2 separate regions of the Homo sapiens genome follow, and region 1 is linked to region 2. The links are chromatin contacts, found by Hi-C or POLR2A ChIA-PET in ENCODE. All regions are on one chromosome and are shown on one strand. The core of a region is the stretch at or near the end of the contact, and the rest is flanking DNA. Distances in the headings are between cores, read along the strand shown.

Region 1 (3,353 bases), core at 742-3,241, 44 kb after region 2:
AAGCATAGGAGCTTTGTTAGGCTTCTGCGTGCATCATGTTCACTGATGTCCTATTAGGCAAAGCAAGTCACACGGTCAAGCTCTGCATGACTCTAGGAGTACACTACACAAGCTGTAGATACAAGTTCACAACTCATTGGGAGCCATTCCTTGTTTACTGCTGTGATAAACTAGTAAACTGACTTAGTAAATTCAACTGTCTTCAGCATTATCACTATACTCATCATCATCTATTCAGGACATCTTAATCTGAATTGAGTTTATTATCTTTGGAGGAATAAAGAATTTCAGATTTCTAAGATCAGCAATTTAGCAGGCAGATACACATTACACAAGTATTTATTGAGCACCTGTATACACTTTGTTCTTTTTTAGGTGCTGAACATTGATAACAGTAAGTGACTAAGGCGCTCCCTGCCTTCAAGAAACTCATGTTCTAGTAGATAGAAGAGGAGACTTCAGAAAGAATGGTAAACACATCAAATGTTAAGGAAACCTGGACAATATTAGGGCTTTTATACTGAAGTTGTGAGCCTACTGAGAAATTTCTTCTATTGAATACATCGTGAAAATTCTTAGTCTTGATTGTCAAAGATTAAAGAAAATATGATTAGAAAATAGCACAGTGCATGATACATTGTATATATTTTATTTTATTTTACTATTTTGAGACGCAGTTTTGCTCTTGTCACCCAGGCTGGAGTGCAATGGTATGATCTCGACTCACTGCAACCTCTGCCTCCCAGGTTCAAGCAATTCTCCTGCCTCAGCCTCCCGAGTAGCTGGGATTATAGGTGCCTGCCACCACGCCCAGGTAATTTTTGTATTTTTAGTAGAGACAGGGTTTCACCATGTTGGCCAGGCTGGTCTCAAACTTCCTGACCTCGGGTGATCCACCCACCTCCACCTCCCAAAGTGCTGGGATTACAGGCGTGAGCCACCGCACCCAGCCAGATACATTGTATATATTTTAAAAACCCATGCCTGGGCATGGTGATTCACACCTCTAATCTCAACACATTGGAAGGGTGAGGCAGAGGATCCCTTTAGGTCAGGAGTTCAAAACCAGCTGGGGCAACATAGCAAGACCCTGCCTCAACTGAAAAAAAGTGAGAATAGAAAAAGAAAACCCTGAATACATCAGTGATTATTTTTACTCCTCTAGGGAACTTCATCTCCCTTTTCCTGCCATATGCCTTCAACCTTGGTTTTCAATGGAGAGTCTCATTATTAAGCTAGATTAGGGTTCAACAAGAGTGTTCCTACTCTTGTCTGGAGCTGTTTGAAATGATTAGCTCATAAAGCAATGTGATCAGCCTTTAGCTTAAAACTCCACCTAAGCAAATTCTTACAGTATAGGATTACACATCCAGGACCCTAAAATTCAGCAGATCTTTTTTACCATCACTTTGGAGGTAAGTCAATAGATATCTATTATAATTCTGAAGTAGTCTGAAAATCCCTGGACATTGCAAGGATATTCTAAGGACATACTTGGCATCTTAAGGGATAAACCCACAGCCTCAGGGCAATGAAGGGAATGTAGCACTATGCCAGATATCATGAGGACACAACAGGCCGCAGGAGCCCAGCATCAATTGATTATGTACAGAACTCTGGCTAGAAGTGGGGAATCAAAAGCTCCAACAAATAATTTATCATGAAAGTTAAAATTGAGGAGAAATGTGGGATTAAATACAAAAAGGAAGATCCATTCTATGCATAAAGGAATGAGGATGGAAGCTTATTGAAGCCATGAGCCATCATCGTTTCAGCTGAACATTGATTAGGCACCTATTATATGCCAAACACATATCCTGTCTAGATTCTAGAAATATATAGAAAAATAGAGTATGAGTAGAATATGAGCTTCAGGCAGACTGACCAACCAAAGGAAATGATCAAAAGCAAAAGTTGGGTCAGTCAGAAATCAAAATGCAGGAAGCTGGCTGGTGTTATACCACAAAGTGTGCTGTTTTTACATGGTATAGAGTCAGTTCCTCTGGTTGAGCCTTCCTTGACCACAGGCAATTAGTCATTGCTTCCTCCATCCCTACAGCTCTCTGTTCTTACCTCTACTGGAGAATTTATCCTGTTCTACCTCTTTTACTTTTTTATTTTCTTTTCAACAGAATTTGTAAGTCTCAATGTTCTACCTCTTTATGTTTGCTTTTCCCTAGATTGTATCTTCAACCCCTAGCACAAACCTTGGCATATAGGAGACATGTAATAAATGTGTTTCCATGATAAGCTTGAATCAATTAATAAAAGAGGAAAGTAACGTGCCTTGTTTGAAACCTCTCTTTAAGGCCACAGGTCTTGTCCTGCTGTATTAGAAAAGGCTGTTCTAAGAAAAAGGACTGAGTTAGAATGAAGTACATCCTTCACTCATCTTACAAAACCCTCTTTAAATTTCTTTAATACATAACTTGATGTAACACTGCAGAACTCTATAACTAAGTTAATGGCAATTCCAATTTAATAATTTTATTTATCAAGAAAGCTATAGGAAATAAAATCTTTCCATTACAGTAACAATTGGTTTGTCTATTGTACACTTCTTAAGGGCAAAAATTAAAAAGCATGTTTAAGGGAAAATAAAAGTTAGACATTTCAAGAAAATTGATATACCGTGAACCTCATCTTTCTATATGATGGTTTTCATATTCACTCGAAGAATGGGATTTAACTCTCTTCTCTCTCTCTCTCATTGTCTCTCCCCACCTCTCTCGCACGTGTGCGCGCTCACACACCCACACCCACCCACACACACAGACACTGTGGTACTTTAGTCTCATTAACAGGTGCCTTTCAGCTACTTCCTTTTTCTAAAACAAGAAGTATTGAGTCAGCAACTTGGCCAGGGGGAACTCAAAACAATGTCTATTAATAATGAAGACTTCCTAATGTTGGCAAAATCTGTTTCCCCTTTAGAAGACTGAGAGAGCAAGCTACTAAAAGTTAGTATCCCTCACGAAGTCAAAGAGATTTAGGAAAAGCTTTCTAGAAGTCTTGATTTAGTTAAAATTTGGGCCACATATTTTGGGACAGAGCCCAGAGTTCTTTATGTTGGCTGTTGATAGAGGCAGCTTCCATTTCAAGATAAAAACTAACAAATAATTAAAATGTGTTAAATATTTACTGTGTTCTAAGTATTGTGATAAGCTCTTGTATGAACTTATTATTTGACCCCAACAACAGCCCTGATAGTGAAGCTGGGAGTGGAGATCTGGTCTTTCTGATTTAAAGGAGATGCTCTTTGCTGTTACCTTAAACTGTGTTCATCTGAAGTCCCTAATTTAGGATAAACGTGGGTGAGACATGGATGGAGTCTCTATTCTGAAGAACTTGCA
Region 2 (3,294 bases), core at 475-2,974:
GTGCTGGGATTACAGGCATAAGCCACAACACCCGGCCTCGGAAGATGAAAATTTCAGTGATGCTTGAAACTTTTACTCTACTGGGTTTCAGACATTCATTTCCCATCAATTTTAAATTGCTTCATTCTCCCAACTAGGAAACTTCCAAGTCATCTGAGGTGAGTCTGGTAATAGTTACTCACTGTATGTTATAAGCAGCACGACTTTTCATATTAGTTACTGCACACTGAGTCATCTCTACAGTGCTTGAAATTAAAGTCAGATCACCAAGGAAGTGGAGGACATTCCACATGTATCCCTCTGCTACAGGATAAGATCCACCTTACTCTCCTCACTTAAGTCAGTCAGGAATTAAATGTAACAAGACAAAATGATATGACAAGGACAGTCAAGAGATTCACATCATCAGCTGTTTCCATCTGTCTAGAGGCAGGTGGAAAAAATGCAGGTTTTAATAGAATAGATTTAATTTAATAGATTTAAATAAGCTATAAGTTAAAATTCTGAGTGTAGGGCTGTTAAATATAGATATGGATGACTAAGAAAAATGGAATCATCCTAAGTAAATTCCAAAAATAGAAGTGGTGTTCACCAGGCTGGGCTTGTTTTGCTATTATTTGGCTAAAGAAGTGTAAGAGAAAACGAATGTTAAGTTCAAGATTATAGCTTCACAGTGAGCTAAGTAAATTATAACTACAGTATAACATAAGCTATATTAGGGCATGGCCTCAATTTCATGCATATCCTCTCAGTCCCATAGTCCCTAATAAATAGTAGCTCTCATTACATAAGTTATCGTTCCTCTTGTGTTCTGATCTTTTAGTGACTCTTTTTGGAACAGGATTTGTAGAGACTCCTATATGAGTCAAGCAGACAGAGTGGAACTCTGTTTCTTACTTCTGCCATCCCTATTTTCTCATTCTAGAGTATACCCCACAGGTATAGATTACTCTATAGCAACCAAGCACATACTTGAACTTCCATGGCAGTTTATCTTTTGTGATAATCATACTGATAAGTAAACAGAATATTTGCCTTGACAAGTAAACTCAGTGGCATCCAGCCCAGATTATATAATGGAACCAAATTCTCGACTGTTCTTAATGTTGCATAACAAATTGCCACAAACTTAGCTACACAAACACCACATATTATTATCTCAGTCTTCGTGGGTCAGAAGTCTGGGCACGAATTAGCTGGTCCTCTGCTCAGTTTCAAAGGCTGCAATCAAGGCATTAGCTGGGCCACATTCTCATCAAAGGTTCAACTAGGGAAAAATCCACTTCCAAGTTCATCCCAGTTGTTGACAGAATTCATCTCTTTGCAGCTACATAACTGGAGCCTCAGCTCTTCACTGACTGTCCTCAGGTTCCAGGGGCCACCTGCAGTTCCTTGCCACATGGATTTCTCCAGCATAGCTGTGTACTTCATCAAGGCACAAGGAGAGTCTCCAGTCTACCAGAGCCCTATGTAATGTAACATAATCAACAAAGTGACGTCCCATTCATATTCAATTGGTCAGAAGCAAGTTACAGTCCCCACCCAGGTCAGAGGGAGGAGATATGACAAAGAAGTAAACATCAGGAGGCTGGGACAATGGGGATACTTAAGGTCCATCCTGCTACAACTTCCACAATGGCGTCTTGACCATGAGGGCTCCACAGACACTGAAGCGGTCACCCAGGCTGCAAGTCTTGGAGGCATTCTCTAGGAATCACAGTCCCATTCTTCTGCAGGCAAACGGAGTCGCCATATGACCCAGTAAGTTTACTCTTAGGTACATTCCCTAGAGAAATAAAAATATATGTCCGTGCAAAAACATGTATGTGAGTGTTCGTAGCAGTGTTATTCATAATAGCCAAAAGGTGGAAACAAGCCAAATGTTTGTCAACTGATGAATGGAGAAATAAAATGTGGTATAACCATACAATGGAACATTAAACAGGAATAAAAAGAAATGGAATGCTGAGACATGCAACAACATGGATGAACCTCAAGTACATTATGCTAAAAGAAAGAAGCCGGTCACAAAGGACCACAGCTTGCATGATTCCATTTATACAAAATGTCCAGAATAGGCAGATCTACAGACTGGAAGTAGAACAGGGATTGCCAAGGGCTGTGGGAAGGGAAAAGTGGGGAACAATGCTAATGGGTAAGAGCTTTCTTTATGGGATAATAAAATGTTCCAAATTTAGATTGTGGTGATAGTTGCACAATTCTGTGAAAATACTAACAATTTTTAATGGGCGACTATTATGGCATGTGAATTATATCTCAGTAAATCTTTTTTTATTAAAAAACAAAAAAGACCCACAAGTTTTGTCATGAAAAATTAAATCTAAAACATATTGCTTAGATACTAAAATATTGAAATATTCACATTTCTCTGGCATTTAAATGATGTGTAAGAACTATAAATATCCAAAATTAGGATCATCTCAGAAAATCTATGCTGCAGTAAGATCTCTTCATAGTACACACACGGAGAGGCAAAAACCAGGTACTGTACATAGATGACAAGTGGTTTTCCCAAGGGCCCAGCAAAAATAATTTAGTTTTGCCATAACATGTGCCAGAATCCATTTCCACATTTTTTGATGAAGATCTCTTCCTTTTCCCTCATTAATTCAAATATTAAATAGGTACTGGTATGGTTTGATAAAACAATAATTTCCAAAATTACTCTGTGTTTTAGAATATGAAAGTTTAACAGACAGCACTAAGGCTATCCTCTCCTGTGTAGTTTAACAGGCAACAGCTCCAGATACCTTTAAGCAAAAGCATACCGGCTTTTTAAGGTGAGGTTCAGCAGGGATCTAGAGAGCTAATAGAGCCAGAAATCTTAGCCAGACAAAGACACCTGCTAATACCAGTTTACAGGTAAGTTTAAACTGATACTAATATAGAGATGTATTTTACACATTGATTGACATGCCCATTTATAAGTTCCCTTTCCATCCAACCTACCTGGCACTTCCATATACCCTACTGCCCAGACCCACATGGAAAGGTTTTATCCTGAGAAACAGTAACTAACCAGAGGCTTTACATATCTGAGTCATTTAACTGCTGCAGACGTGCTACAGTTTTACAAGGCAGTGGTATTTCCTGTAACTTCTTTAGTGTTCTAGTTGATGCCTGCTCTGTTCCCATCCCTTATCACTTAATGGAAGAAGGAAAAAAATAAAAGTGCATTATATCCCTCGAAGCAATCTAGGGATTTCAAATACAACAATACACCTTTTCATTCAGTGCTGTTACCTAATATCTGGGTGACTTCCTAAGGTTTCA

The links. Hi-C counts contacts between places; a loop is a spot of excess contacts on that map. ChIA-PET counts read pairs that join two places held with the same protein, here RNA polymerase II (POLR2A). Pooled maps may share reads with other maps.
Region 1: a loop to region 2 is called in a map of PC-3, with 27 times the contacts of the local background. The contact joins the enhancer-like site here to the promoter of LINC02345 in region 2. A Hi-C loop is called at or near these places in 3 of 168 maps with a recorded cell type or tissue (PC-3, heart right ventricle and posterior vena cava), 3 of 37 single-sample maps with no recorded cell type and 7 of 50 pooled maps. POLR2A ChIA-PET finds 5 or more read pairs at or near these places in 4 of 52 experiments (AG04450, GM10248, GM12878 and 1 more).

Annotation. Positions count from the first base shown.
Region 1 is chr15:38,082,505-38,085,857 of GRCh38, forward strand. No RefSeq gene overlaps it. Among named protein-coding and RNA genes, the nearest start is that of LINC01852, 11 kb to the left of the region's middle. Within about 2 kb of position 1,992, at least 4 of the 41 ENCODE cell types and tissues checked have a DNase peak (open chromatin) inside an H3K27ac peak, as active enhancers do.
Region 2 is chr15:38,038,669-38,041,962 of GRCh38, forward strand. LINC02345 (long intergenic non-protein coding RNA 2345) reads left to right here and starts at 1,725. Exons shown (of 4, transcript NR_120330.1): 1 at 1,725-1,761. It also overlaps a transcript of TMCO5A not described here.